Linked DNA regions of Mus musculus: region 2 is linked to region 1. A link is a loop called in an ENCODE intact Hi-C map of the cell type or tissue named here. Cell type or tissue: left cerebral cortex. All regions are shown on one strand. Each heading gives the region's core, and the rest is flanking DNA. Links, peaks and the distances in the headings are about the cores only.

Region 1 (15,353 bases), core at 6,395-8,894:
ATAAACAATAGTAGAATCTAACTGTTTATGCCATGGAAGACAATGTCACTCTTAGCCCCGGATTATTGTTGCTGGAGCACCCCAGGTCTGATGCACCTGCTGGCTACCTGATGGAGCCCAGCTGAGGTGATGATTGCCCAGGCACCGCACATCCAAAAGAACAGCCTGAGCCTGGCAACGCCATAAATCACTTCCAGGCCTTTGCAGGTGCAAGCCAGGCAATTTGATTTTGATTACTCTTTCAGTCTAATACTCAGTAAATAAAGTCGTAAAATTAAGGGGCAGGAAGAACCCGGGATGCTAATGCAGAGTTAAGCGCTGGCTGGCATGCTCCTGTCCTTGTCCCATTCCCCTTTCGCATTCTAAAGACATCAGCTCAACAACATCTCGACCAGCAAAACCCCCACAAAGGCATGAGAGGGGCAGGAACAAAGCAGATACCGCATCCTCCAGAAGAATGTGTGCGAGCTGTGTGCACACCACACAGGTCATCATCACCGTTTTTGTCCTGCACTCATTTTTTTTCGACTCTGAAATTTCCCGTTGATGCAGAAAGTTAAGATGGCTCCGTGAAACAGCAGAGTTATACAGCCTCAGAGAGAAGGGGAATTATTTTTAGGCAATTTAATTGCTTCTCATACAACTTTTCAAACTATGTAACGTCTATGGGAACCTGATCTGGGGAACCCTTGGCAGATTGTCTATTTGCCACGTGTGGCCAGACAGCATCATGGGAAATTCACCTTGTGAACTCCGTGCTGGTTGGCAAGGCTAGAAGCTGAGATGTGTGGAGCCCAGAAGGAAACCAAAGCCCAAGCTTCCAAAGGCAAAAGCTGTTGAGCTCAGTACTCACCCAGAAACTCTAACAATATCTTTGCAGTATTTGCAATCAAACCTTGTCTGTGTTAGGCAAGTGTTGTATTACTGAGCCACACTCCCAGCCCTGAAATCTGAGAGGTATTTCTTGAATTTTATTTTCAAACAGGGACTTTCTCAAGATAATAAAGGGTATTTATTTTTATCTTGAGCAAATAACATCATGCTCCATATTCGAACAGGATAAGGGCTGGGATTTTCCATTACTCTCCACCACGGAACCAGAAATACTAATTAGAGCAATTTAGGCAGAAAACACAAATGTAAGGCGTTTACACTAGAAAAGACGAAGCACAAATTTCTTTTGTGACAGAACGCACTATACCAGATTCATAAAGCTCTAAAAGTTTACAATAAAGCAAGCAGAATAATGAATCTATACAGAAAAATTTCAAGGTAAAAACCTACAAGCATCACTGCCTTTCAATATGCCAGAAAAGAACAGCTGAACTACAAAAAAGAAAGAAATGTTTCATTTGCTATAGACCATAAAGACAATAAAAAAAAAGCTAAAAATAAATTGGACCAAGATGGCAAAAGACTTGTACGTTGAAAACTATTTTAAAACTTTGATGACATGAGTTAAAGAATTTTAAAGACAACCACGTTCGTGGGTTTGTAAAATATGAATATTGCCAAATAACTGAAGATTCAACATATTCTCTATGAAGCTCAAATGTCCACTGGTAGAAATATTGCAGCTAAGGTGATATTATCAGGGGAAGCTTAGCATTGCTGAGTGTGATACCTGAAACATCAGAGAGATGGTCATTTATTCCCAGTTTTTCTTTTGGGCTTAAATGGCTCTGTTAATTTTTGATTCATTGAGAAAAATGCAAAGTGAAAAAGTATCAAGTTTCACTTGAAGTTAAAGATGTTAAGAATCCAAAGAATGAGTGTAGAAGTATACTTTCTCTGAAACTACGTAAAAGTGTAAAAAGCTCTTTAACCAAACCTATACTGAACTTAAAATATGCAAATACATGTAAAATTATGCAAGTCTATCTCAAGAATTTATCATAAACATAATCTGAGAGAAATATGTTGATTTGATACACACTATCAAGAGACAGCTGAAAACCACACCATTTTCAAAGAGAAAACAGAGTTAGAGGAATCATACTTCCCACCTCCAGGTTTGCTGTAAAGGTCCAGGAATCCAGACTCTGTGTTAGAGGCCTAAGGACACACACACAGAGAACTCAGAGCCTATGCATAGCTTATGTGGCTCTGACTGACTGATTTTTGACAAAGGGACCAGGTGTATTTATGGGCAAGGAAAAGAATTCTGTTGTTGTTGATTGTTTTGTTTTGTTGTAAATAGTGCTGAAATTGAAATCCTACTTGCAGAGAATAAAGTTAGACTTTCCATCACATATATAAAATTGACTCAGAATGATCCAGACTATCAATATAGAGCAAAGGCATAGAACGTGTAGGGAAAAATGTCGGCATCAGCCTCCCTAACCTTGAGCTTGTCAGAAGATCTTAGCTGTAATGTAAAGTCGAACAAAAAGAACTGGCAGACTTCATGGAGATGATGAATCTTTGTATGGAGGTTAACATTACTAAGAGTGTTAAGATTCATAAAAGTTAGCATGACATTTTGAATATATTTTATTATGTGAGGAAAAGTCTGAAAAGACAATGTAGTATACAATTTCGACATATTGGGTAGAATTTGGAAAACAAAGCCATACCTTCTAAAGCAAGGCTCTTAATGAAAGCATGGACATTAGCTTACACCAAACAACAATAATATGGTGGATAAGTTCAAGTTTGACCAGCATAGTTCACCTCTGCAGGGTGCTAATAGCACCAGGAGATCTATTCAGTTTCTTTTCCCAATCCTGTGATAGAATCCTGACAGAACAGCTGAAGGGAGAAAGAGCTTGTTTGGCTTTAGTTCTTGGGGAACTAAAAGCCATTGTTATAGGGAAGGCACAGCAGCAGGTGGAAGGCAATGGAGACAGGGACAGAAAGTGGGCAAGTCACATTCCATAGCACTCAGGAAATAGAAACAGGAAGTAAGGCCAGGATACAAAGTGTCAGGGCCCTTTCCCAGTGATCCACTTCCTTCAGAGAGGTCCGACCTCTATAACCTTTCCAGATATGACCGCCATCTGGGGACCAAGTGTTTACTCATGAGATTTACTCATGACACTGTGGGGAGACAAATCATGTTCTACTGATCTTTTTTATTTTCTATAAAGCTAAAACTTACTCTAAGAAGTAATGTCTGGCACCCGAAACCAAACCAAACCAAACCAAACCAAACCAAACCAAACCAAACCAAACCAAACCAAACCAAAATACAGTGACAGAGTTGAGGAAATGGAAACCTGATCATAATACACTCGCCCCCATTTTTTTGAGATGTTTTCACAGTGACCCTTTGAACTCTGTCACTGTCTTCATTTTTTAAGAACATGTAACAATTTATAGCTAAATCATTCCTTAAATGTTTGGTAGTGTCCACAACGTGTGAGCTCATGGTAATCTTCACTGTGCCTTTTTACCCCTCAAAGTACCACACCACAAATAATTACTATGAATATCAAAATGAAACAAAACCAATTAAATGCGGAGCCAATCAAACCAGAGTGGTTTTCATCCAAACTCAATCCACATGTCGGTGTCTTGGACCTAATCCCACTATTGACTGTGAGTTGCATATGCCTTTCATAAAACTGATTTTGATCAAATACTTTGTTTTGTTTAGTTTAACATGGTGCCTTGATCTGTGTCCCTATCCACTCATTCCACCAAAATGATCCAAACCTCTGCTTCTTATTACACTACGTCACTGTAGCTCAGAAAGTCATTTTGTCAATAAGGGATTGTTACTGCAGTAAAGATTTATGGATTTTTCCAGTGCAAGTTAGAGTGATGTAAAACGCGAGTGACTTGAGTTACTTTCATATGTGGGCATTGATTTGCAGAGTTGAAGATCACATTATGGGATTATTGTTCCCTTTTGTGAAGGGGTTGCTAACAGTTGTTTAAACATTTTGCGGTATCAAAAATGTTCTGTATTTCAACTAAACCTACCTCCCTAAAACCTCCCCCTTCTGTGGCCTGTTTTGAGTTATAGAATTACAAATATTCAAGTATCTTTTCAGGACACTGTTCATATTTCTTTTAAGATTCAGTCCTACAAAAATGGAAGGGCACGTACAATCTTTGTTTTATGATTCCCCACGGCTCTTTAAAGAAAGTCCAATGCTTTTCCAAAGCAGTTTGCTGGATGTTCATTTAGTCCTGTGAACCGCTCAAACCACTAGAAGCAGGATGGACTTAGAAACTCGTGATGTTCCCAAGAAACAGACAATACATGCAATCAGTCAGAAAATAAGTGCAGAGTGAAGTATGAGCAAATAACAGACTGCATGGAGAAGGAGGAACATTCGCAAAGAAAGAGAGCTTGAAGGTGAGGTGTTATTATCTCTTAGAAGGTAATTTTTTTTGTAGTTTGATGATAATGATGATGATGATGAGGAGGAGGATTTTGTGTGTGTGTGTGTGTGTGTGTGTGTGTGTGCCCATGCATGCTTTTAGGATGTGTGTGCACCACAGTGCACATATGAAGGTCAGAAGACAACTTTATGGAGTTGGTTCTCTCCTTCCACATTTACATGGGGTCAGTGGGTCGAACTCAGATTGTTGAGCTTACAGCAGGTGCTGCTATCTGCATAACCATCCTGCCAGCACCACAGGCAACATCTGGGAAAAAGCTGTGATGATGAAGAGGTAATGAGATGATGAAGAAATGTTCATGAATGGTAGAATAAGGCACAGGTGTCCAAGGATATAGATGGGCGGGAGCTTGTTTCTTACTTGTACTGACAGTGACAACAAATAACCATTTCTCTGCAGTTCCCCAAGACAGAGTCCTCCAGAAGATGGCAATGAGAGATGGTATCTGAATATGCAGGAGGCCACATCACAAATGAGAAACTCCAAGTTCAGAAAACCTCCATCTCTGACAGTCAGAAAGCATGCATGACCTTGCTTTCCCAGCCTTCCCATTTGACTGTTCCCTGTACACATGATGCTGTAAGATATTCTCCAAAGGCCTTGTTCACAAGACAAGTAGACACCATTCTCTAGGGAGGCTTGTCCTGCCACGGTCCCACCCCTTACTTCTACAACTAAACCCTGTGTTTTTATTAGGGGGACAAATGTCACCCAGCTGTACACCTGAGGCTCCTGGAAAGAAGGTATGTTAGGTAGTCTAAGTAAGACTTTTTTAAGTTTCCAAGTGTAGATTCTATAATGATATTTGTTGGAACAACTGAATGATGGAAATCTATATGGTGTCTTATTTGCCCATACCAGAAAAGTAAGTACAGTGTGTGTTTTCCTTCCAGTTGATGAGTAGTATTCCAAGGAATGGGATGGGGAAACATTCATAGGTGTTTGTTTGTTTGTTTGTTTGTTTGTTTGTTTGTTTTTTACAGAAGTTCTGCCAAGCAAAAACCAGGCTAGGCTAACTCTTCATTGTTTAGAATTCTTTTGTCAGTCAACGTTAGGGTCATCCAAAAGAGGAAGGGCTAAATCACCACCCTGTCTTGAGGGGAGGCTAAGCATACTTGAGGAAAATACAGAGAATTGGTGTCTCCTTGCCTCCATTATTTGGAGGTTGTGAGGTATCCCTACATCAGATTCCTATTCTTGTCCCTAAAATTTGTTATAAATGTCAACAGAAAACAACACTAGTCTGGTCAGTTGTTCTTGTTGTTATTGTGGTGAGATGTGTGTGTGTCTTGGCTTTTTTGTTTGTTTGTTTGTTTTTCAACGTTTCCACTTTTCAGTAATGCAGAAGAAAGTTCAATTAAAGTATTACCTTGACCAGATTGGTTTGTGGTTGAGTCTGTGATAAATTGTCTTGACTGATTATTAATGTGGGAGGACCCAGAACACTGTGGCTGGCACCATAGCTGGCTAGATGGGCCTGGGATATCTACATGAAAGCTGGCTAAGCAAACTAGAGAGCAAGGTTACATGTCCCTCCATGGTTTTTACTTTATTTTCTGTTTGAAATCCTGCCCTGACTTCCTTCAGTGATGAACTCTGACATGGAAGTGTAAGCTAAATTCTTTCTTTGCTTGAGTTGGTTTAGGAGGGGGCATTCATCCCAGCAACAGAAGGAACCCAGAACATGCACCTTAACGCCCACACTCTGAGCACTGAGTAAGCTCCAGGAGGCATAGTTGCTACTTCCCACTGAAACAGCTGGGGCCAGGCCAACTGCGTTCTTCAGTAGATGGACTCCACAGGTAAAGCAAAGCCTTCTGGGCTTTCCTCTGTACTCTGTACTCTTTCAAAGGGTTCTACCCCTGTTGGTGTTTCATGTCATAACCAAAACTGTCAGGAATGCAGGATGTGTAATTTGTCTTCTTGTAAACTAACAGTTTTAGTCAACCACCATTTAACCGATGCTATAAAAACAATTGAATAAGCATATAAATGTGTGTGTGTGTGTGTGTGTGTGTGTGTGTGTGTGTGTGTGTGTATAAGCAAGATGGTTCAGGGTCACAAATGAAGGCTGTACCAGAATGTCAGCATATCAGATCAGTTGCTGGAGAAGTATCCCTCAAGTAGCAATGAAGAGAGAGCTGGTTGGCCCCTGACAATACCATGTCTACTTTTATAGAGTGACTACTTACTGAGGCCATCTGAATGTTTTACAGTGGGCAGTAAGCATGCCTTTTGTTCCAGAGTGAGAGAGATGTTGTCCCAGTTGCCCAAGGTTGTTTACTGTACAGATGTCTTTGAATAAATGGTCCGATGCTCCACAGTTCCCACCTCTCTCTTAAATCATGAAGAAATGCAGAAGAGTGATGGAAAGTTGTCCCCCACCAAACCTCATGGTAGAAGACACGGCAATAAAATGTGTCTGGAGATCCAAGGTGGACACACTTGGAAGAGTTCAAATGAGAGAAAGGAGCTAACTAGTGTGGAGATAGAAGGGAAGCAGAAAACGAGGCAGAGTCCTCTTGTAAACCCTTGCAGAAAATCACAAAGGAAACTGAAATTCAATTTCCTGATTTTTACTTTATGAGGTGTAAGTACCAAAAAAAAAATTACCTGATCATGCAAAATGCTATTAATCTAAACACAGGTGTAATTCGTGTTTCACTGTCACCGCTCAAATCAAATTTAGGGTATCCTACTCTTTCTGTGACAGAAAGGGCAATGATTTTCACTATTGTAGGCAAAGTAATTGCAATCAAAATGGAGATTCCAGGACTTGGCTTCAATAACATGTTGATGATATCACCTGCTCTTCATTTCAGATTAATCAGGGAGACAGGACTGCACTACCACCAGGAAGGGAGCTGTGAGAGTAGATGTTTATCTTGGTGCGGAGGTTAGACTTCCACAGTGAAGCTGACTGTTGGCCTCCACAGCACCAAGGAGAAACCTCTACCTTGGTGTCGAGGGTGGACCTTTATCACAGATCTGAGGATAGACCTCTAACACAGCATTGAGGATAGACCTTTACCAAAGTGCTGAAGATATACCCCCACCTCAGAACTGAGGGTAGACCTCCCACCCACAAGGTAGAGATAGGCCTCTACCACAGTGCTGAAGCTAGACCTCAACCTCAGAGCTGACCTCTACAGCAGAGTCATGGGATATGTTGGCTGTATTGAAGCAATTATAAGGCATCTGTTCCCCTTACTTAACTAGAGACACAATTTAAGTTAAGGAGCTGTCATATTCCTTAGCACTTTAAAAACTAATATTTGTCACAGGAAACTTTGGAGGGGAAGAATTCTGATGCTTATAACCCTGCCTGAATTACAGTGTGACTGAACCGATCGCTTCTGTGTGAGTTCAGCCTTATACCCGCATTCCCATCTTTACTTAAAATAAGGACTGCACTTCCATATATGAGATGCAAGGCACAGAATGTTGTCTGAGTGTTTCCAGAGAGGAAAACTGGTCTCATCTCCCTGTGGCAGTGTGCCTGTGAGGCCTGTGCAGTCCCAGCCCTGCCGAAGATTCAGAAGGGCAACCAACCTTTAGAGCAGAAGTGAGAACTATTTTTATACTGCAAAAGTCTTGGTTTTATGTTTATTTGTAAAATTCTGGCAGCTATTTTGAGATGTTTCTGAGTTGCAATAAGAAACATTATGTCCATGAATTTGAAAAAAGAGGGAAAAATTAAAAATAAGAACGATTTTAGCGTATGGATTTTTTTGAAAAAATTCAAATTCATTATCAAACAGATTTTGATATTCTTGTGTGGGTTGTGTGGGGGATGTGTCTCTCCTTGCTGGCTGTTTCTGGAAGATGCTTAAGGGGGAAAATAACAATCTTTTTAAAAGATTCTGTGTTCTAGTTTTACAAAGTACATTTTTAAACTTGTTTTTAAAAAAAAGTTTGTCTGCAAAGATGATGGCTTCACACTGACTGAAAAGGAGAGAGCTAGAGGCCAGTGGAATTCTGGGGTGAGATACACATGAAGACCAAGAACAAATAATTCCCAGGGGCTTTGGAGACAAGTAATGAGAATGGATGACCTAATTTCTTCAGTACAGACAATGTTGCCCTCCAGTGCTGTAGTATAGGTCTAGCCTTAGCATTGTAGCAGTGGTCTATCCTTAGCACTGTAGTAGAGGCCAACCTTCAGTTCCATGGTGGAGGCCTAGCCTCATAGGCTCTTTCTTGGTGATGCAGGAGTCCTGCCTCCCTGACTGGTTTGAAATAACAAGCAGGTGATATCATCAGTCTATTATTGATCTTTCTGGCTCTAAATTTAGACGGGCCACTTGTGTGGCTTTGACTCCTCACTTAGACTTTCAAGGTCTGGATGAGACTTTAGGTTGGGTTAGTAGATGTGTATTTAAAAATCAGGGGCTAGGGATATTGTTTACCCAGTGAAGGCATTGTCAGGTAGTCATGGAGACCTGTGTTCTACCTTCAATACATGCAGGAAAGCCTGGTGTGGTGGCATGCATCTGTAGTCCCAGCACCAGGGATATAGAGACAAGTGAGTCATGGGGGTTTACCTGGCAGTCAGCCTATTTGTTAAACCTCAGTCCTCTATTAGGCAGCCATGTCTCAAAACACAATTTGTACAGTTCCGAGGAATGATATACCTGAGTAATACGTCTGAATTCCATAAGCACACCTATAGAAACATAGACACAGACACACAGATACACACACACACACACACACACACACACACACACCCCTACACTAAGGACCATGTATATGCAGAAATAAATATTGTTAAGGGTCATATTACATTCAGTGGACATAATAATATTAGCTACTAATAACAACTACTATTTCACCTGAATGCATCCCAGGTACCAAGCTTTTTTAAAATCAACCCTATGTGTGAATGTTGTGGATAATCACAGCAGCCATGTTTTTTCTGTGAAAAAAAAAATGAAACAAACAAAAAAAATATTACTTCCAAGTGAAATGTGTTGAGTGCAAAATTAGTTCTGTCTGGATTCTAAATCCACTCTTGTTTTGTTATTACACATTCTCGTGGTCTTTGATTCATCCCTATCACGAGTTCTTAAAAAAAGAAAGAAGAAGAAGAAGAAGAAGAAGAAGAAGAAGAAGAAGAAGAGAAAGAAAGAAAGAAAGAAAGAAAGAAAGAAAGAAAGAAAGAAAGAAAGAAAGAAAAGAAAAGAAAGAAAGGAAAGAGGGAAGAAAGAAAGAAAGAAAGAAAGAAAGAAAGAAAGAAAGAAAGAAAGAAAGAAAGAAAGAAAGAAAGGAAGGAAGGAAGGAAGGAAGGAAGGAAGGAAGGAAGGAAGGAAGGAAGGAAGGAAGGAAGGAAGAGAGAAAGAGAGAGAGAGAGAAGTCAAAGTGAAGTCCAGGCTGGTAGTTCCTCCAGAGTCTGAGGTGCCCATCAACACACTGAGAAGCATATCCAGTGTTATCAGTATGAGACCTGGTGAGGAATGAGGAGGAATGTGATGTTTTCTATGGAATTTATTGCTGAGGCACAGCCCACTTTGCATTTGTTGACTGGTAATTTGCTATGAAAACACCATGTGGCATGCCGCTGTTACCAAGGTGGCAAATCCTTTAACTTTTCTGTGATCAACTTGTTCCCAGCATTCTCAAGACATAATTTGGTACCTATTTACGTGTTTGATGCTTGTACACTTTGAGTCCTGGTGAATTTCAAATGATCAGAGATAATGCTGTTCATTGATTTCTTATCTGTTCAGCATTTTCCATTATCAATTTTAAGTACTGGAAAGAATGCAATCCAACTCAACAGTATACCTAATGCCCACAATTTTGCAATTCCAGAGAACATGAGGGGCATGTAAATGTGATGGTGAGTAACTCTTGTTAACTTGACAACATCTGAGATCACCTAGGAGACAAGTCTCAGGGCATACCTGTGAATAATTTCATAGATTAGGCTAACTGAAGGTGGAAGACACACCTGAAATACTGATGGCACTGTTCCATTGGCTGGGGGCCCTAAATGAATAAAGAGGAGACGGCAATCATTATTCATCTCTTTGCCTCCTGACTATAGGGGAAATGGGACCAGCTGCCTTCTGCTCCTGCTGCCAGGCCTTTACCACTATGAAGAGCTGTTTGCCTTAGAACTGTTAACTAGAATTACTCCTTCCTTCATTGACTGGCTTTTGCTAGGTATTTTGTCACAAAATGAGAAGAATAAACAGAGGTTTTCTGTGCAATCTAAGTTTGGAAGGGCTGCGTACAGAGAAACGTGTTTAAGAAAAGGCACTACAGCTTGCAAAACCCTCAGTTCCTTTCTCAGGGGACTCTTGCTGTACTACCATGGCCAGCTGATTGCCCAGCTCTGTTAGCTGAAGAAGGCATGGGAACAACAAACTCTTTCAGGGTTGCAGAATCCTTGGGTCAAGTTTACAGTGTGCTATGCTTTGAATCTAAAATGATCCTGAAGGCTCCTGGGTTAAAGGTTGAGCTGTATCTAATGAACCCCAGGACACTTTTCCACTGCCATAAACTTTTGCACAGGCCCAAAGAAATGAGGTAGCCCATCATGGTTAACACTTCTAAAGCTTATCTCCTTTAACGAGTTTTTCTCTCTCATTTTATCACAGCAATAAGCACCAGACTACTGCACAGACCCTTGGCCATCTGATGCTTTAATTTCTGTTTCAAAAAAGCCTAAGTACCCAGGCTTGCAGAACCCCTGACCTGTAGATCTATCAGCTAGCCAATGTGTGTCACTTTAAACCACAATTTGGTACTCAAAAGAGAAAATAAATATTATCTCCCCTACCCTTGAAGTCTAAAGAGACCTGGCATTAGCCCTGATTGAGTGAGTATACAGGCTACTGAATGGTTTTGGATGCTCTCCATGTTATCTGGTTTTTGAGTCTTATTTCTCAGAAGTCTGATAAGGTCAGCATTACCATCCACATATCACACAGTGGGGGAACCGAGACTCTTCCATTTCCCTGGATACCAGGATCTCACTTAAGGAACTCAGGTGTGGGCTGGAGTTTAAACCTTTTGCTGAGATCTTCATCTCCATCTCGTCATTCTCCTACTTCTTCTCTACACAGCCTAAGGTGAGCACTAACAGTATGATGATTACACATAAAAAATATAAAGGAACACGCACTCATATTTCTAATGATAATGTGGTTAAAATGAGTATTAGTTGTAAAAAACAAGATTGCATGCTGTGGGCAGTTGTTCTTTTATTTCTACCGTTATATAAACACATAAATCACGTTTCTATATGCATCACACATATTATTTATTAACATGAGTGCACACACAGTTTTAGAGAAGCATTGTTAGTTCTCAAGATAGTAATTACTGTATACCCCAGACTGCTCTGGCATCCAGATCATCCTGCCTCAGCCTGCCTGTGCTGGGGTTATAGGTCCATACTACAGAGTGCCTGGATGTCTTTTATACTTAATTGCTCTCCTTCTCAGCAGGAGCGTATAGAAATTGTGTTATCCATCAGGATAGTTGCACAGATGAGAGAAACAGAGGCTCTGGAGTTCAAGCTACACAAGGCTTGCTAATGGAATTCTTGACTCTTAAATGGATCCATCAAAGCTTTGCTCACCAGATTCTACATTCTCTGAAATAGGAAATACGGGCTTGCTTCTCTTGGAGTTGGCGCCTAGTAGGAAAAGAGCTGCTGCTGTGAGTTTTCTCTTGACCACACCTCAAACTGCCAGGGTGACGGCATGATCAAAGACTGAAGAGGAACAGCAAGAGGAGGCAGGAGTGAGTCTGAAACACTGCTGCAGTGAGTGTCCATTTATAGCTAGAAATATCCCGTCTCACTCAGGGGTAGCACTGTGTGAGGGAGGGGAGCCCAGGCAGGGGTGCTAGCTGGCTGTGCAGAAGTTAGCATCCTTGATTAAATTACCATCAGGTCACTTTGCAGAACTTCAATAAAGTATTTTGCATTGCAGTATTAGCAGCATTATCATGGAAAGCTCACTAAGAGAGCTGAAAGTTGTAAAAAAAATGTATTATGTTTACAGAAGGACTACGAGAAGTCTTGCACTGTTCAGGAGTGGTCCTGCAGGAATGTGCCTTCTTACTTATGGGACTTTGTATATCCAGCAAAGACTTGGTTTGTAGACCTGAAACTCAGTTCTTTTGAAAAGGTGAGGAATAGTGGCCACAGAGCACACAGGCATTCTGAGGGAGGAAAGGGCTAATGTACGAGTGGAGGCCACAAAAGGCCTGTTCGAAGCTGCAGAGGAAGCAGTGCGTACTCTTGCTAAGGAGATAGTAGAGAGAGGCTTCCATGGGGCAGTGGGGAGTGGAGCTAGGGAGCCACTATTCCCAGAGAATCAAAGCTGATTGCTCCTCTAAATATTTATTGACATCTAAATATTCTGATCTCATTATTCTTCAGGATTCTTAGTATCTGTGGTCAGCTGATAATGTACATTCCCAAAGATGCTCATGCAGGACTCCCCAGCACCTCTTGAAGGTAAGCATTCACACTGAATAGGCCCTTGCAGTTATGATCACTGGATTTATTTTAGGAAGATTAGCCTGACCTCTCTGGGGGAGTCTCAATGAGATCACACTAACTTCTAAAGCCACGACAGGAAGATCAGAGAGGCCAGCTTGTGCCTAGAATCAGCAACTGGGGTGACAAGACCAGAAACCAAGGAATGCTGCAGCTGGCAGAAATGGGAAGAAACAGAAACCGTTTTCTCTGGAGCTTCCAGAAGAATACTTCTGCCAAGACCCAGCTGGAGCCTACATTCATTATTTTCCTCATTGCTGCTACAAAACACCTGACAAACTCGACATAAGGAAGAGTTTATGTTGGCTCGTGGTTTGGGGATCCAATTCCTGATGGCTGGAAACGCACAGTGAGGCAGCTGGTCACATTGCATCTGCAGCTGGGAATGGGAGCGCGAGATGCTGGTGCTCAGCTAACTCATTCTCTATTGCATTCAGCCCAGCACCTCAGTTTATGCATGGTGCCATTCACAGTTAGGCCATATCTTCCCTACTCAGTTAACCCAATCTAGAAACTCCTTCCCAGAGTTGCCCAGAGATTTGTCTCCAAGGGGATTCCACATCTACCAAGTTGACTGTTACTGTTGACTATAACTGAAGCCCCTAAGTTTACTTTATCTTTAATTACATAATTCAGTAACTATTTAATTAACTAATTTTTAATTAATTTCAGGCCTCCAATATGTCAAAAGTTTATGGATAAATTCATGTTGTATAAGACTGGTAAATCTGTGGTAATAGAAACCAGAAGGAACAGGATATAATACCCCTCCCCCACTTTATTCTATAAAGACCCAAGCTAACTTTGTTTTGTTTTCTCAGTTGGCTTGAAATCAAAAGAAAATATTAAGTGAGAGGTTGAGGAGAGATAGCAGAAGGTTGAGGGTAGGAGGAAAGAATCGGAAAGAAAAAGAAGAAAAAAGGTGAAAATTAAAGAGAAAAAAATAAAGCTCTGGTCAGGAACAAAAACCAGATAATTCCAAAAGTTTTTTTAATCTTTTAAAAGATATTATTGTGGTGTGTGTGTGTGTGTGTGTGTGTGTGTGTGTGTGTGTGTGTGTTTGTCTTAGTGCAGTTTCCAAAATAAGCCAGAAGAGGGCATCAGATCCCTGGGAGGTAAACTTATAGATGCTTATGAACTGTCCAACATAGGATCTGGGAATCACATTCATATCCCCTGCATGTTCTCAACTGCTGAGACATCTCCCCAGCCTCAATCCTTGAAAGTTTTGACCAGAGCATGCATCGGTGTGGTTTTCCTTTAAAGAGAGAGTTTTTGTTTGTTGTTGCTATCATGATTGATAGGGATGAGAAAATGAGTTCCAAATGGTACTGATGTGGACCTTGTGTCTGTCCCTAGTTAATGGCACTGGCATTGCTTTTGAGTAACATCTTCTCAGATATCTCACCAGCCCAGGACTCCCAGTGACCCTCAGAGCTTCTTCCAGACACTGTAGGTGCTGGGAGAGGGCAGAAACCTTGCCTACCTGCTCCCTGTCCCAACCCTGTTACTGCAACTGCCCACACATTATTGAAATGGTCTCAGATCTCATGTCTACCATGATTGCTACATGGACCTGCAGATAACTTCCTTAGTGCTGTTGCTAACAGCCATATGACATCCCTCCTTCCTTGGCTGTCCTTTGTAATGACATTGTGCACCTATTGCATATATAATGATATTTCCCATGAATATGTGCATCCTGGCTACTTCCTCCTCCTGAGCCTCTATATCTCAGCCACTTCTTAGCCAATAGCTTAGCCAGGGGCAGTACCCTTGATCTTGAATAGGTTCTCATATCTGCCTTTTTCATTCCCTTCTCGAGTGACAACACAAACACTCGTCCTGTCCCATAACTGTGACAGCAGCAGCGTTCCTAGAGACCCATTCTGTCCCATTTCTTCTCTACTTTCTGATCATACTCTCGTTACAGAAGTCAGAGACATGGTGGGTCATGACTGGGTTGTAATTGTGTCATGACTGTAGGTGGGCCTTACATTTTCAGTCACTCACTGTTTTAGAGGAGAATGGGCCAGAGATGGCTGATACCATATAGATTCTAATCTTCCAAGAACATAGTCCTCTGTTCACCCACATCTGCATTGGTTCCTGTGATTAACCCAAGGTGGTAACAATGACACATACTCCTTTCCTAACTTGCTCATCTGTCTTGGTTTCATAATGGTGCAACTCCAATGAGTACTTAGTGATGCTGGGGTGCATGGTGTCATGACAAAAACAGTAGAGGTAGCACTTCATGCTATTACACCAAGTAAAAACTCTAAGTCATCATGAGAGTTGTCAGTCTTCTGAAGTGCATCTAGCATGGTTGCTGGATTTAGCAAATAAAAATAAAAATCACTCAAGTAAATTTGGATTTCAGACATATAATGACACTTATTTTAGTAAAAGCATGTCTCATAATACTTTGAACATACTTATAATAAAATAATTATTCTTCATTTATCTGAAATTCAAATCT
Region 2 (15,353 bases), core at 8,504-11,003, 890 kb before region 1:
CAGATCTCATTACGGATGGTTGTGAGCCACCATGTGGTTGCTGGGATTTGAACTCTGGACCTTCAGAAGAGCAGTCGGGTGCTCTTACCCACTGAGCCATCTCACCAGCCCCGCTTTTTTTTTTTTTAAATGAAAAAGGACACAAGGTTAAAATGAAGTTTATTACAGTTTTGTTCTGTTTTTAAATTTTTTTTGATTTTTGTTTTTTTAAATAAAACTGTTTGTAAAACAGCTATTTTATCCCCACGGCAGAGTGACCCCTGAAAGATGCTCATATCCCTTCTTAAGGCCTTAACAAGATTTTTTTTGGTACTTTTTTCTTATTTTAAAACTCATATTTAAAAATTATACAATTTACAAATCAAAACAATACAACATAAAGAATCACATAGCATGGGCAACATATCTGACAAGCCCCCTTTCCACTCTAAAAAATAAAAGCAATAGAGAAGTGTTAAAGTGGCTGGCTCTGGTCAGCTTAGTGCACCCACATGGCTCTCGCCACAGTTCTCTCCTAGACCCTGCTTGTTTCAGCAGCAGAGGCCTGGGCTTCCATGGTTTCCATGGATGCTGTGGGTCCCCCCAAGTGGGGGGGGGCACACTGCTTTATCCACTCCTTTGATTGTAATATTAATTTTAAGGATTGCAAAGCTGTCCAGGGATCAAAACTTATGGTATGAAGTTGAGTGTTGCCATTGTGACAACTTTCTCGTTTATTCTCTTATTAAGGTGATGATAGCAGCAGGCAGGTGCATTGTGAGTAAGAAGCCAGAAAAGGTGTTTGCTCCTACGGCTCACTTCTGTTACTTTTCTGCTGAACTCCCCAGAAGAGTTCAGCCCTCAAGCAAACTGAACAAGAAGGGCAGCCGGCCAGCTTCTCTCTCTACTGATTTCTCCAGCCTCCGCGGTTCCTACAGCACTGGGTCCTGCTTCTTGGCACTATCAAACTTCCAGGCATTCTGTTGTCTCTGGGTCTTTGCACTCATTGAGCCCTGAGTGTCCCGTACTTGGCTGGAGGACGCAATGTTCAATTAAGCATCAAGTATTAACAAGTAAACGGAATACTAAAAATGCTGCAGGAGACATCTCCAGCCCTTGGGCTAGAGATCTCAGGAAGGGAGGGTTCAGCTGGGTCATTACTGGCTGGGGGAGGCGCAGCCACTGAGCTGGCTTTTCCAGTCTTAGAAAGGCTGCACCGCGCTCTGCCCTGTAGAGTGGGCGCTGCGTGGCAGACTGGGAGAGGTGTGGGGTGCGACTTCTGGGAATCGTAGGAGGGCAGAGCAGAGCCCCCTCCCACTTCCTGGAAGGTCCTTGGGAGTTGCTGTTTCTCATCCCAACTGCCTGAGACCCCCCCAGGGTTCAAGCCCCTCAAAGAGCAGGACATGACCATGGGTTTGGATATGCGGCTTAGCTTAGCTAGTCGTGAGTTCGAGTCTCTTCCTCTAGGCCCCTCATTTGTCCTTAGATCACACACAGCCTGTCCTCCCACATTTGGAATGCCATCCCCACAGAACAGGGAGTTCTGCTCTAGTGCATGGTGGGACGGGGCGGGGCGGGGCGGGGCGGGGCGGGGCGAAGTAGATGCTGATGCATAGAATGCTTCCGTCAGTGAGAGTTGTTGTGTGTGAAGCAGACTTCTATTCAGGGATAGACAGACCAGGGGTGGGGAGCCAGGCTTGCTCGGCTGGGTTTGACATTTTCTTCCTACAGAGGACAGGTTTCAACATAAACTAGTAGCGTAAAGAGTCCTGCCTCCATCCGCCTCTGCACATGCGGCTCAGGATCTTCAGCAGACCCCAGAACCTGGAGTGGAACCCCAGGTGCTCGGCGGTTTTGTATTGCTTTGTTTCTTTTCTCTACAAACACAGTGGGGGTAAAGTCACTTCAGTGTTTAGTGTTGAACTAATAAGCAAGACAATCATGACACAGGGTGCTAAAAGTTAACTTGGAGCTATGAATTATTGCTGGAATTTTCCATTTAACATTTTCATACCACAGCTGACCTAGGGAAACCAACCTTCCAAAGTGGGTAAGTGGTGAAATTTCCATTCAGGCTTTTGGCCTCTCCAATGGTTTCTGGTTCTTTATTGCATTTCTGTCAGGCCAGCAGGTGTCCTTTCTGTTTCCGGTTCCACCCGTGTGATTAGAATTACTTCCTATCAGCTGGTGTTTGCAAGCATAGATCACATATTTGCCTTGAGAGGACTCTCAGAAACCAGAAACCATTGTCAGGCACAAAATCAGATCTCATAGAAAGTGGGACTTACTTCCTAGTAAGGACATTTCAAATCAGAGCAACTCAATCAGTTTGGAGCAAATTCAAACGAGATTTTTTTTTTCACTTAAAAAAAACCCATATTTTACTTTAGGGAGTTACAATTTCAGTTGACATTTCTAATGTGCTCTTTTTTCTTTTTTTCAGGAAGCTCTGATAAAACCAGAATGCTAAGAATGGCCTTACTCTATCTGGGCCTGGCTTTCTTCCTTCCATAGGAGTTTTGAGACAGAGTTGGAAGAGATGTTTGCGTTTTTGATGAACTTTCCCCCGGAGCCCTGCAGCTGCGTAATGCTGACTTTGAAGCCTGACTGTACAGCAAATCTGAGGGGAAAGACAGTTGGTTTTCTCACACGAAGGATCTAGATAGGTGTGTGTGTGTGTGTGTGTGTGTGTGTGTGTGTGTGTGTGTGTGAAATAGTTTACAGAGCTGCCTCTAGGTGGAGAACTCTTGAGCTCTGACAGGACGAACCCATGTGCATTCTCTCCCAGAAATGAAACTGGCAGTGGGAGAAAGGGAAAGGCCCCCTAGGTCCGGACCGCATTTCCCCACTGTGTTCTATGCTTGCCCTTGGTGGGACTCACGGCAGGTACCTCATGGCGACACACGTTCTTGTCAGGGGTAGAAGGAAACTCAGAGACAAGAGGTCAAGGGCCCCGCAGATGAAGGCCAGTCTGCACATTGAACAGTGGAGCCCATGACTTGTCAACAGCTAGACTCTTGCAAGAGGGGACCAGAGAGTCCCTGTGTTGGGGACATACAGGGCCAGTTTGGTTTGCCTTTCAGTCTCTGTTCTCATCTTCTCTCCCTCTGCCCCCACCTTCCTAATCCTTCCCCAATGGTTCTCCTACTACTTACAAGCTACAGCTTTATTGTTATTGTTATTATTGTTGTTATTATTATTACTATTGCTATTGTTTACCTTTCCACACATGGAAGAAATCACACACTGTTTGTCTTCTGAGTCGGACTTACTTGATTTAACACACTGACCTCTGGTACCCCATGTTAAATCAATTATCCTAACAACTCACCCTAGGAAGGCAGTGGTGACTGATTGGTTATCTCCTTTAGACACCTAGTTTTAGAACAAGTTGAGGGCCAACGAGATGGCTCAACAGGTAACACTTACCACAAAAGTCTGGAGAGCTAAGTTGTATTCCCAAAACCCTTGTAAAGGTGGAGGAAGAGAGCCAACTCCACACAGTTGTCTTTTGACCTCTACGTGTGTGCATGTCAACCCACTGGTGAGGATAAGACCACTACCACAATTTTTGAGCCGAATTTGAAGCAAGCTTAATAAGAGAGGAAAACAAACACCAAGAAGAAAAAAGATGCTAAATCCATTAATCCACGGCAGTGTTAGTTCATAGTTCAGCAAGGAAACTTCTAGGTAGCCTCCAAGGCTATGGCCAGATGGGCTAATGAACAAATGTGTATGTAATCACACTAGACCTGATGCTTAGTTTTCATCAACTTGACATGACTTAGAGTCACCTGGGAAGAGGGGTGCCTCCATTGAAAAGTTTGCCTCTATCACTTTGGCCTTTGGACAGGTCTGTGGGGGCATTTTATTTATTAATAATTGATGTGGAAGATCCCAGCCCACTGTGGGCAGTGCCCTCCCTAGGCAGGTGTTTCTGGGTTGTATAAGAAAGCAAACTGAGCCTGCAGGTGGTGCATACCTTTGATCTCAGTACTGCAGGGTGAGGTCTGGCTGGGGTTGGAGTCGAGGTAGGAATCCGGTGTGGGTGCAGGGACAGGGGCAGGATATCTCTATAAGTTTGAGGCACGCTAAGGATTCATAGTGAGACCTAAGGAGAAGGAGGAGGAGGAGAAGGAGGGAGACGAGGAGGGAGGAGGAAGAGCAGGAGGGAGAAGGAAGGTCAGGAGGAGGAAGGGGGTGGAGGAAGAGGAGGAGGAGGAAGGGGGTGGAGGAAGAGGAAGAGGAGGAGGAGGAGGAAGAGGAGGAGGAGGAGGAAGAAGAAGAGGAGGAGGAAGGGGAAGAAGAAGTAGAGGAAGGGGAAGGGGAAAGGGAAGGGGAAGGGAAAGGGGAAGGGGAAGGGGAAGGGGAAGGGAAAGGGGAAGGGGAAGGGGAAGGGGAAGGGGAGGAAAAGCAAGCTGAATAAATCCCTGTTGAGTACTCAGAGTTTAATGAGCTGTTAAGGGCGCTCAACAGATAAGCATGCTGAGAGGCACAGACATGGAGCCCTGGCTTGTGAAGTTTCAGAGGGAGGCAAAAACTTCATCCGGGCTGTTGGTGTTTTGGATTTAGAATCTTGGAAGTGAAACCTTTGCTTTATTGGACAACTGATGTTCGTTAGCTGGAGCCAAAGAATCAGCTGTGGTTAATAAGAGACCAGCATCACTGAGGTAAAAAAAAATCTGGCAAGAATTTCCACAGGGTCAGTGCACAGAGCTGTGGTGCATCCCAAGCTGGCAGCCAAACTTGGTAATGTGTGGACTCTCCCACAGGGTGGTCTGGGCAGCGTGGAAGGAAGCTGGGGATTGAGGGGCCGTGGAGAGAAGCTGGAGCTCAGTGCCATGTGGCAGGATCAGAGTTCCTGAAGAGAGGCACCAAGTCTGTTGGTGACTATGTAGTCTCGGCTGCAGGGCAGATCCCAGCATCCTGGAGGTGCCAGGCCTGTGGAACCCAAGGCTAGCAGCAGCTATGGAGCGGAGCATTCTTAGCCTATGAAATAAGCTGTGTTTGCTTTCTATGAGTATTTGTTACTGCACAGTTGGATGGATAAACTATTACCTTGGTTAAGGCCGGGCATGCCTCATGTTGAGTTACTGGCTGGGATGAACGATTTTCATAGCTGCAGCCGTCAGCCAAGCCCTCCTCACGGGGTACTTGCGCCTCGCTTTCGATATTTTTCTTTCCCTGTGCAGGTTCCTCAGGCCTCTCTTCCTCGCATCTCTCCTTTCTTCAGGAGTTCCGAACCTGGATTTTAACCTGTACATAGTTTTAAATTTCAGCGTGTTAAGTCTCAAACCCTGGGACCAAAGGCTGAGGTGCCTATTTATATATCAGATCGGACCTGGTCTGGAGGTAATTCCAGCATCCCTCAGTCCCCGTCTGTTAGAGTATGGCTGGCAAACCCTGCCACCCCACCCTAAACTTCTGCTGCCCAGGGACTATGTGCCCTTCCCCACATAATCCAGCCGTTTTGGTTCCTTGTGCTTTTTGTTCCTTTGCCTGTCTTGGCTGCTGTACCTCCCCCCCCCCCACCCCATAGTCCAGCCCTATCTGCCCATGTCCACTCTGGACTCTCCCAGATGTCCCTGCTTCTGGCTCTGCTCTCCCACACATCTACAATAAACGTTTTTCTTCCACCACACCCAGGAGCACTCATCTCCTTTCCTTCCTTGGGTTTCTTTTTTTTTTTTATTTTCACCCACAGTGACCATATTACTTGTATTTTATTCATTTTGATCTCTTTCTGTCTTTATGTAGCACTTTGTGGTTTTCTTACATTTTCAACCAGTGTATTTTTTTCCTGATCACTTTTCTGTTCGTAGTTTAGATTCTCTACATTGATTTCCCCCTTTGCTGTGTGTGCTGTATATCCTACACAGTAAATCGTTTCCAGTGCTGGTTGTATCTTTTTTGATTATAACTATCTTTCACGAAGCCGTTAGATGAGAAATCCTGTGCATTTTCTCTACAAAAGCAAAACAAAACAAAACAAAACAAAACAAAACAAACTCCGCTTTTGTCAGTCGGGTCCTCAGGGTGTCGCTGGCTAGAATCTTACTTCCATCTTAATGAACTCTTCTTAGCATTAACATTGCTATAGTAAGTGGGTCTGTATATGACTCTCTACTCTAGATCAGGGCAGTCTGGTTGTGAATTTGAAAAGAAACCTCATTCCCATGTTGAGATGGGCATGAATCCCAGGTTCTTTAGTATCTAAAACAAAGGGACACGTCACACAGTGACCACGGTCAGGTGTGCTTTTAGAAAAAGAGTTGAGCATAGAATACAGCGCAAAGGTCGGAAGTTGGCTTGAGTAAGCACAGAGCTTGTTTTTTGTTTTTGTTTTTTTTTAAGATTTATTTATTATACATAAATACACTGTAACTGACTTCAGACACACCAGAAGAGGGCATCAGATCCTATTACAGATGGTTGTGAGCCACCATATGGTTGCTGGGATTTGAACTCAGGACCTTTGGAAGAACAGTCAGTGCTCTTACTCGCTGAGCCATCTCGCCAGCCCCCATTGTTTTGTTTTTTAATGAGTTTAGGCGGAGGGAGGAGCTGGTCCTCAGGGTGAGGAGTGGGGTTAGGATTCTTAGCTTGATTGACAGATGAGCTGTTCCTGCATTGGGCACGTGCCGCCTTTCGTCTTAAGCACATGTATGGTCCATCACACGTACATCATGGGATGACTGTAGAGAGACTGAGTTGTGTATCGTATGGATGCATTACTTATCAATTAGAAAGCCCATGGCCTACGGCTTAGGCAGGAAATAGAAGGTGGGGCATCTTGGAGGAGAAGGAATTCTGGGAGATCACCTGGGAAGATGTGATAAAGACAGATGCTTGGTAACTAAGCACAGGTAACCAGCCGTGTAGCAGAATGTAGGCTAGAATAAACAGGATATTTTAAGTTCTATCTAGTCAGAGAAGAACCAGGCTACATGGCCAAGGTGTTTGTAAATATATTTTGAGTCTGAGTCTTATTTCTGGGAGCATGGGGCTGGGAAGAAGAACCAGGGCCTAAGTTCAACAGATGGCAAATAGGGACTTCCCCTGACGGGTCACTCCAAGGACAGTAACCTCACAGAGCTAGTGCCCAGTACTGCTGCCTCATTTATCTCTCCTACCAGGAAATGCCTGACTCCAAATTACTCACCCTAGGGGCCTCTCTGGGGGTATCCTACAGGGAGGGGCAGACACATTCTTCTAAGAGGAGCTACCCCAGGTACCTGGGCTATTTTACTGGTATATTACAGATCCATTCTACTTTATGGTTTGATCCAATCTGCTCCCCCAGTTTGCCACATCTTGTTTTTAATTGGCCAAAGTCCCAGTTTGTTTACAGGAGTCACCTTACCTGGGGCTGGCCCAAGTATATGCACATTGCTTACTGCCGCTGTTCTCCCTCCTTCTCTCCCTTCCTCCCTCCTCCCTTCACCTCTCCTCCCACCCCCATAGTATGTGTCTGTGTATGTTTATGCCCGTGTGTATGTGTGTGTGTGTGTGTATGAGAGAGAGAGGAAGAGAGGAAGAGAGGGAGAGAGAGAGAGAGAGAGAGAGAGAGAGAGAGAGAGAGAGAGAGAGAGAGAGAGCATGTGCCCTTAGAAAAGCTCCACCCTCCTGCAGTCTTGGCCTGTTTTTCTCATGGGCCCACTTCACTAAACACAGTGACCACCTCCAGGCTTCTTTGATCATCTTGCTGCCATTGCTTACAGGGTCCTTGCCATGTCCTCATCTTCCTGGGGAGATGTAAAGACTCACAGACAGAGGAAGGATCCCATAAAGCTGAGCCAATGAATTTATGACAGTTATTTACTTACAGGATTATCACCCAGGCAGTCACGGGCAGGGGTTATACCACCTGGAAGCCTGTGGGCAGCCTGGGTGGCAGAAGGCAGGGCTGATTGGGATCTCAGGCCAGGGTCTTTTGGCCTCTTCCCGTTTTATATAGGACAACCTCCAGGCTCACCTAGATACCAGTTGGATTGTTCTGCTTAATTCAGACTTCAGACCAAGGTCCTCTATAGGCCATCACCATTGTTCTGCTTGAATAGCAGTGCCAGGTAGGTCTAATGCCAGAGGACACCCAAGCCTGGAGCCCCCTTTCTAACAGCAAGTGATCAGAACTTTACTTATTTATTTATTGCTTTTTTTATTTTTATTTTTGTTTTTTTTCGAGACAGGGTTTCTCTGTATAGCCCTGGCTGTCCTGGAACTCACTTTGTAGACCAGGCTGGTGTCCAACTCAGAAATCCACCTGCCTCTGCCTCCGGAGTGCTGCGCCACCACGCCCGGCTGTGATCAGAACTTTAAAGGACACATGGGGAATCAGGCTGAGGAGTTCTGGGGCAGAGGATCATTGAATTTAAGAATTTCTATATCAGCTTTTCACTAGCAAGAATAATACAGTCATTGCTGTTAGATTCTAACCTGGAAGCCCTTTCCCAACAGGGAGCACGGAGAGACTAAAGTGGTTTGTCCACTGACTGCACCAGTGTGTATGGACCAGCTTCTGTACTATGGAGGGACACACATCTGCCTGTCTCTTAAGGATCTTAAGACAGCACTGGGCACTGGGAACAAACTAACCTACAGTATCGTTTGACACCAGTGTGACTATTATTCTAAGTGCAGGGCAGTGCAGAGAAAAAAAAAAGTTCTTTATTTCTCAAAATTACAAAGAAGGTACTGCATTAGCAGAATCTGTAGTAGACATCACCACAGACTAAAGAAACAAACCCAGCATCGTGCTGGAGACGGAGTTATCTTAGAAACCACAGCTTGTTAATGGAACAGAGAAAGCGTTCTGAGAAGAGTAAGGTCAAGGGCTGGGGGTGTAGCTTGGTGGTGCGTGCCGGCCGTGTATTATCAAGGCCTTGGGTCTGATAACTAGCACTATAAATAAACCAATGTAAGGAAACTTAAAACTTACATGGTGAAAAATATCAGCAAATGAAGCATGAGAATGTTTAAATTTGCCTCAATGTTATGATTTTAAAAATCTCAAAATTCAGGCTGGAGAGATGGCTCAGCAGCTAAGAGCACTGACTGCTCAACCAGAGGTCTTGAGTTCAATTCCCAGCAACCACATGGTGGCTCACAACTATCTGTAATGGGATCTGATGCCCGTTTCTGGTGTGTCTGAAGACAGCTACAGTGCACTCATATGTACAATAAATAAATCTTTTTCTAAAAAAATCTCAAATTACTCAAATTTAGAAGCTGAAAGAATTTTTGAAACTGATAAAATGTGCACAAACCCTCTAGACCTACATCTTATTTAGAGGAAGAAAAAAAAAACCAAACCTGGCATTAAGGTCTCGCGTAAGGAGGCTTTGTTCATTTTTCATTCCGATAAAGCAGCGGTCCGTAACCTTACCAGTGTTGCAACCCTTTTATGCAGTTCCTCACGTTGTAGTAACCCCCAATCATAAAATTGTTCTTGTTGCTGCTTCATGAGTGTAATTTTGCTACTGTTGTGAATCATAATGCAAATATCCGATCTGCAGGATATTTAAGATATGACTTCATGAAAGGGTCATTCAACCCCAAAGAGGTCACGACCCACAGGTTGAAAACCACTGAGATAAAGTAACACTTGGGGCTCTGGTTAAAAGGCATGAAGCAATTAAGGAAAAAAAAAAGTTAGGGACAGAAGTGCGGAAGCATGCTGCCAAACTTTCTGACCTAACAACTGTGCAGTCATTTTTCCAGTCACAAACTGGTAGGCGGGAGATAGCATAACTAGTAAGATGCTAATTGGCAAATAGGTTGTACGCAGTAAAGAGGTGGAGCGGATTTATATATTCGTGCTAGCGGCAGTCTTTAGGGATGACATCAATCATTTTCAGAAGGCTTGGTCAGGATAACGCTGCTGGCCACCGGCTCCCTGCATCCATGCCTGTGTACAGCAGAACCGTAGGCCAGCGGCGATCCTCATATTTGCCAGAAGGTGGCGCTCGGCCTCCACGGCGCGACCAGCTGCAGTTAGAAGTCCCCTCCAAAGGAGCCACTTTCCCCCAGGCTGAGGCTGATTAGAAGTCATTCACGTGTCGCTGGTTGTCCAGCGACCCTACAGGTGCTCCGAAGGGGCCTGCAGTTCCGATGGCACAATTGTACTTCAGGGTCAAATCCCCAAAGCCATCCGAGGGGAGAATGAGATCCGGCAGACGTGAAGCTGAGGACAGGCAGGGTTGGGGCAGCAACTTGTTCTCTCATACTTCTCTCCCGCTTTGTGTGCGTGTGTGTGTGTGTGCGTGTGTGTGTGGCGGGGCAGAAGGGTGAGGGTGGGTGGGATGGCAGAGCGCACCTGGGTTGGCCCGGTGTGCATGCAGGGGCTATAGTAGGCAACAGGTGACTAGTGTATTGGGCGGCTGCCAAGGGCTCTCGCTCGCGCAGTCTCCAACCCAGGTGTAATGGGCAAAGCGTGCATCCCGGGTATATTCATTAGGGACAACCCCGCCCTGCAGGAAGGAGGCGGGGACCACCGGAACCGAAGCTGCCCCTCCTCCATTCACCAGGATGGATTCGGTGTCAGGGGAGAGGAAACACCGCAGCCAAGGCAGACTAGCAGGCGCCACCCAAACACCTGCTTGGCCTAGAAAGTGGCACCAGGTGCGACTCACATACTCGTACCTCTTGTCCCATCCTTTCTCTAGGCTGTGCCTGTCTTCCCTGGACTACTTTCCAGAACCACCCCTTCCCAACCAAGTCACTTGCAACTTGGGAACTAAATCTAAGCACCTATTGAATGCATATTCAAATTAGCGGCCCGGTGTCCTCAAGGCTCTGAGTTGGATGGAAATGTTGGTGATACCTTTTTTTTTGGTGAGTGGGAGGGGCTTTTCTCGCACCTTCCCTCCGTTCCTTGAGGTCCAGAGTGCAGTCAAGGGTGAAGAGCACTTAATAGCCACAGAACTGGGAGAGCAGCTGGCCCAGGCAGGCCTGGGTGAGCCACAGGTGGAGGAGACGAAGGACTTCTGGAGTTCGTGGCCAGGTTTAAAAGCGTAACCCCCAGGGGTGACCAGTGACAGCCAAAGCCCCTTTTCTCTCTGCTCCAAAGGTGTCTTTCTAGAGGGCACACCTAGGAACTCAAGGGGAGTCTTCTACAGTCCCGTTTAAAATCTAGTCCCAATGCACAGGCACAGAGCCACACTGCTAGGTGTGTTGCGTTTCCAGTCCCCATCCCTCCTAATGGCAACAATGTTTCAGTCTACTGGGCCGCCACGGGACACACATGTGATAGAGGGGGTGAGAGAACAGAAGGAGGTGCCCCAAGCAAACACAAGACACCTCAAAAACCATTCAGAATCCCGGCATTGATGTCAGACACATTTTATTATAATCTTAATACAGTCTACATAAATTTGAACTGGTATTTATTTGGGTTCAGTTATAACATAGCATAAAAAAAATCAAAGCACTGGTTGTCTGAAATAAAGCAAGCAATCAACATTCAATAAACACACTTGATTTATTTTGTATAAAAGGGTTAAGTTTACAACTAAACTTTTATAAAAAGTTTAGCATAAGTACGTCATTACATTTTAATGCAGAAATAGGTTATTTCTGCCACTATACAAGAAAACTCTAATTAAAGAGTCCACAAGGTTCACTCAATATATATATATTTATATATAAATATATACACAGCATTCAGTAGGCTCGTGTCAAAAAGGCCATTTCTGACCGAAGACTTCATTTAAGTAACCGAATACTGGGTCCTTCTGGTATTCACGCTCCACCTTTGTGAAAAGGCAAAGTCTGCTTACATTGGGCAATTCCTTGTGATTTTTTTCTTTTTTTTTTAACGTTTTCGCTCCCCATGGTGGGAATAGTATATAAAGAAAACCTTCCAACTGTAGAAAGGGCACTGAAAGTCTCTCATAAATAACGGTATCACAGTCCAGGCCGGAGAACGACACCTGGGCAAGACGATCATCCTTAGTTTTCCTTCCGCTTTCTTTTTAAAAAGGTCCATTCAACGTGTTCTCCTGGTGAAATGGCTGATAACAAAAGTCTTAAAAGATCTTGTAGACTTCTTCTTGTGCAAAAGAAAAAGAGAAAGTAAAAAGAAAAAAAAAAGTCCCCAAATGCCTGCAAAAGATTGGGAGAGAAAGGCAGTTTAGGAGAATGTAACCTAAGGGCAGAGGCGGGCGAGCCTGGCGCCGAGGAAGCCACAGTTTGAGCATTTAACCAAACCCTGGCGTCCAGATGCGGCACACATACCCGGCCCCAGCAGCACAAATTAAACATGAAAATAGCGGAGACTCCAGGGGAAAACTTCCCAAACCCAGTCTCCTATTTGGATCTCTAACAGCCCGCTCACAGGCGCCAGTCTGCTTCTTGTAACAATTATTTGATTGAAAACAGCCCTTTAGTTAACAGATATGGAAATCTGGATCCCAGAGCACAGGGGTAAGGCTCGGGGTAGCCGTCTTCAGCTAGCCAGAGAAATCTCAGAGGACTACAGTTTTGGGAAAAGAGAATCACTATGGAATTTGTGGCGATAAGATTAATTACAGCTGAGGTTACCACCTCAGTGTACCGCCACTGGGCTCATAAAAGTCAGCCACACTTGGTCCTGACACCTTCATAGTAAGTTACTGGCATTTCTTTTCTTTCTTTTTTTTCTTTCTTTTCTGTTTTTGTAAAGGCAACTGTTCTGTAGTCCTGAGCAACCACAGCTACAAGCCCCTTCATGCCTATGTGGTAAGTCAAGCGGCACCCGTAACACAGTGAAGTAAGCATGCATTTACCAAACCAAACATTTAACAGACACACAAGCACATTACCGAAACGCGCACACAGGAGGCACCCGCAACACTCACCATTTATTTAGCCACAGAGTACTTTGCTATCATTCGACATAAGCTCAGAAGGGAATTCAGATGCCTGGGGAGAAAGAGGATAAAAGGCAGGATATTAGGTAATCTTAAAGGAAGGTAGCCCCCCTCCTCCTTTCACAAAAGTGCCAACAAGTCCCATGAAACAGGATCATGCTACAGCGCAGATCCAGATGCAACCCACACAGAACTTATAAGTAGCGATTTCACATGACGCTCAATATACAGTTTCCTCAAAAATAAAGTTAATGAACCTGTCTCTACGATGGGCTTTAAGAGTGACAGCTCGGGAGACCCGGAGCGTCTGGGCAGTGGCGTACTTGCAAGCTAGTCTCACCTGCAAGGACAGGATGCTGATGTCCGTGTTCAGGGTGGTCAGCGGCGTCCTGGACGCCTGGTTCTGTCCAGGTCTCTGGTGATGCAGGCTGACGATAGTGGGATGCGAGTCCAGGGCGATCTGCAGGTCCAAGATGTAATCGATGACGTGCTGCAGGATTTCCATCTTGGTCACCTTCTTGTTCTGGGGGATGCTGGGCACCAGTTCCTTGAGCTTGGAGTAGCAGTCGTTCATGTTGTAGAGCAGACTCATCGGGTCGTCCACCGGGGTTTTGCTCCGGGAGATGCCCAAGCTGTGGTCCGACAGGCTGTTTTTCCTAACGGACCTCACCGGACTGAAGGCTTTCATGCTGCTCGTAGGAGGAAGACCGGGAGGGAGCCGCCACAGGGGGCTGAGCTGACTGCGCGGCACCAGGCTCGGTTCAGAATGAAGCGCGAGCCGGGCGGGGCGTCTTTTATGTGCACTCGCCCTGGCCGCTCAATCGGGCATCCCTGAATTGCCATTGGTGGAAGGGCTCCCGTCCATCATACCAGGCGAATTCTCCCATTGGTGAGTATGAGCTCTCGGTTCTTCCGCGTTCGCAGCCAATGCCTGTAGGGTGGGAGGAGCGGGCGAGAGCCCAGCTGGGGTGGCAAATTGAGTACAGTGTGCGCTGGGCGCCCAGGGGGCCTGAGTGTGCAATTGTGCCCGCCTTATTCCAATTCCCAGAGCTGGCAGGACCCCTGCCCCGGGGGTGTGCCCGGAGCTAGCTATACCCGCCCCCAGGACTTCCAGCAGCCCCACTCTCTCCGCACAGCAGACGGGAAGTCACAGGTCGCTAGCGTTAGGGAAGACAGCGACCGTGGCAGAAGGGAAAAGAAGCGCGCTTTTGGGAAGTCACATTTGTAGTGTTCCTTCTTTTAAGATAAAGGAAAGCTATTTGGGGAGGGGGGGGGAACCTACCCACATACACGTCCACGACAGGTTTAGCGTGAAGCTTTGCAACTTGGAGCAACGCGGGAGGCCTTCTCGGAAACTCAGTGACACGAATTGTAGGAACACTGTGCGGTCTCCCTCAGACCGCAGAGGAGCCCCGAGGGACCCGGTGCATTCGGAACTCCCCCCACCCCCAAGAATGAGGCAGGGTTACTATAATGACTCCATTAATCGAAGGTCATTAGTGGGGTTTGCACACTGGAACTACATTTACATACACTGCCCTTGGTCTGTGCCCTTCAGTGTAGGTGGCAAAGTGATGCGATTAATTATGCACAAATCGTGATTTCTGGTGTCACATTCCAACACTTAGAGCTCTTGGGAAGCTCTTTGTCAGGTAGGTGGTCCTAGCTATTGACTGACAGCTTATCGCTGTTTTTAAAAGAAAATTCTGTTACGTACGAGGTTTGGAATCTTTCAGCACCCTTCCTAGATGCAGCCACATTTTGAAAAAGTTTAGAGCTCTTGACTCCAATGCTTTAATTCTGAATTCTTGTTTTGCTGAAGACTACCATATATTAGTCGTGTATTAAAGGAAAAAAAATATTTATGTTAAGCCCAAGAAAGGGTTTTTGGTCTGAATCCCCCACATCCTCTGAATGCAATAAAGAGGAAGAATGCAGAATCCAGGCAAAGCTCTGTGTGGAGAAACAGTATTTTCCCTTCAATTAATGATTAATTCCTCAGCTGGTGGGCCAGGCGGTCTCTGACCTCCACGTGACAGCCATGTGCCCCAGGGCTTCTCTCTAAGGAGGCAGAGTCCGGTGATGTAGAGGCGGTAAAATCCGTCCATCTCAGTTTGGAGACTGCAGAAGGACTCTGCCCTGCAGGAAAATCTGCGCAAGGCAAGGCTTGCAATGCCTCCTGCGACTCAGCGACAGTGTTCGATTGACGACTCGCCTCTGTTATTAAGCCTGGAAGTGATTTACTATCTGAGTCCCCCCCCCCCCCAACAGTTCGAGCCTCTTGATGTACTTTGTGTGCATGTGTTTCTGTCACATACGTGCCACAGCGGAACAGATTTTGTTTTGACACTTTTGGTTCATGATGTTATACTCTGAGTATTTTACAATAATAGCCAATGTAAACAAACATCTCTGGGATTCTCAAATTATTACTTATGATTCTTGGACATTGCATCTCTGCGGTACTGACGCATTCTTAGCTTTTTCCAAGGACACCGTATGTTAGCACCCGTGCCAGCCTCATTA

What was found. Hi-C counts contacts between places; a loop is a spot of excess contacts. Peaks named below come from ENCODE experiments on the same cell type or tissue, not always from the same donor. Only the 100,000 strongest peaks of a DNase experiment are listed, where the experiment ranks them.
Region 2: it touches region 1 in a loop (2.4-fold over the local background); 2 of 42 quality-filtered maps call a loop at or near these places.

Annotation. Positions count from the first base shown.
Region 1 is chr12:25,974,896-25,990,248 of GRCm38, forward strand. It overlaps Gm29835 (a long non-coding RNA gene), which reads left to right and starts at 4,148. Exons shown (of 6, transcript XR_381359.2): 1 at 4,148-4,306; 2 at 4,753-6,155; 3 at 11,427-11,432; 4 at 11,969-12,130; 5 at 12,372-12,829. In left cerebral cortex, for the core only: no CTCF peak of the experiment used is centred there; DNase peaks (open chromatin) are centred at 7,867 and 8,122; H3K27ac peaks cover 1,229 bases.
Region 2 is chr12:25,082,496-25,097,848 of GRCm38, forward strand. Id2 (inhibitor of DNA binding 2) reads right to left here and starts at 13,597. Exons shown (of 3, transcript NM_010496.3): 1 at 13,168-13,597; 2 at 12,816-12,879; 3 at 11,304-12,081. The coding sequence starts at 13,515. The coding sequence ends at 12,823. In left cerebral cortex, for the core only: a CTCF peak has its summit at 9,938 (motif pointing right); DNase peaks (open chromatin) are centred at 9,939, 10,501 and 10,954; H3K4me3 peaks cover 1,068 bases; H3K27ac peaks cover 496 bases.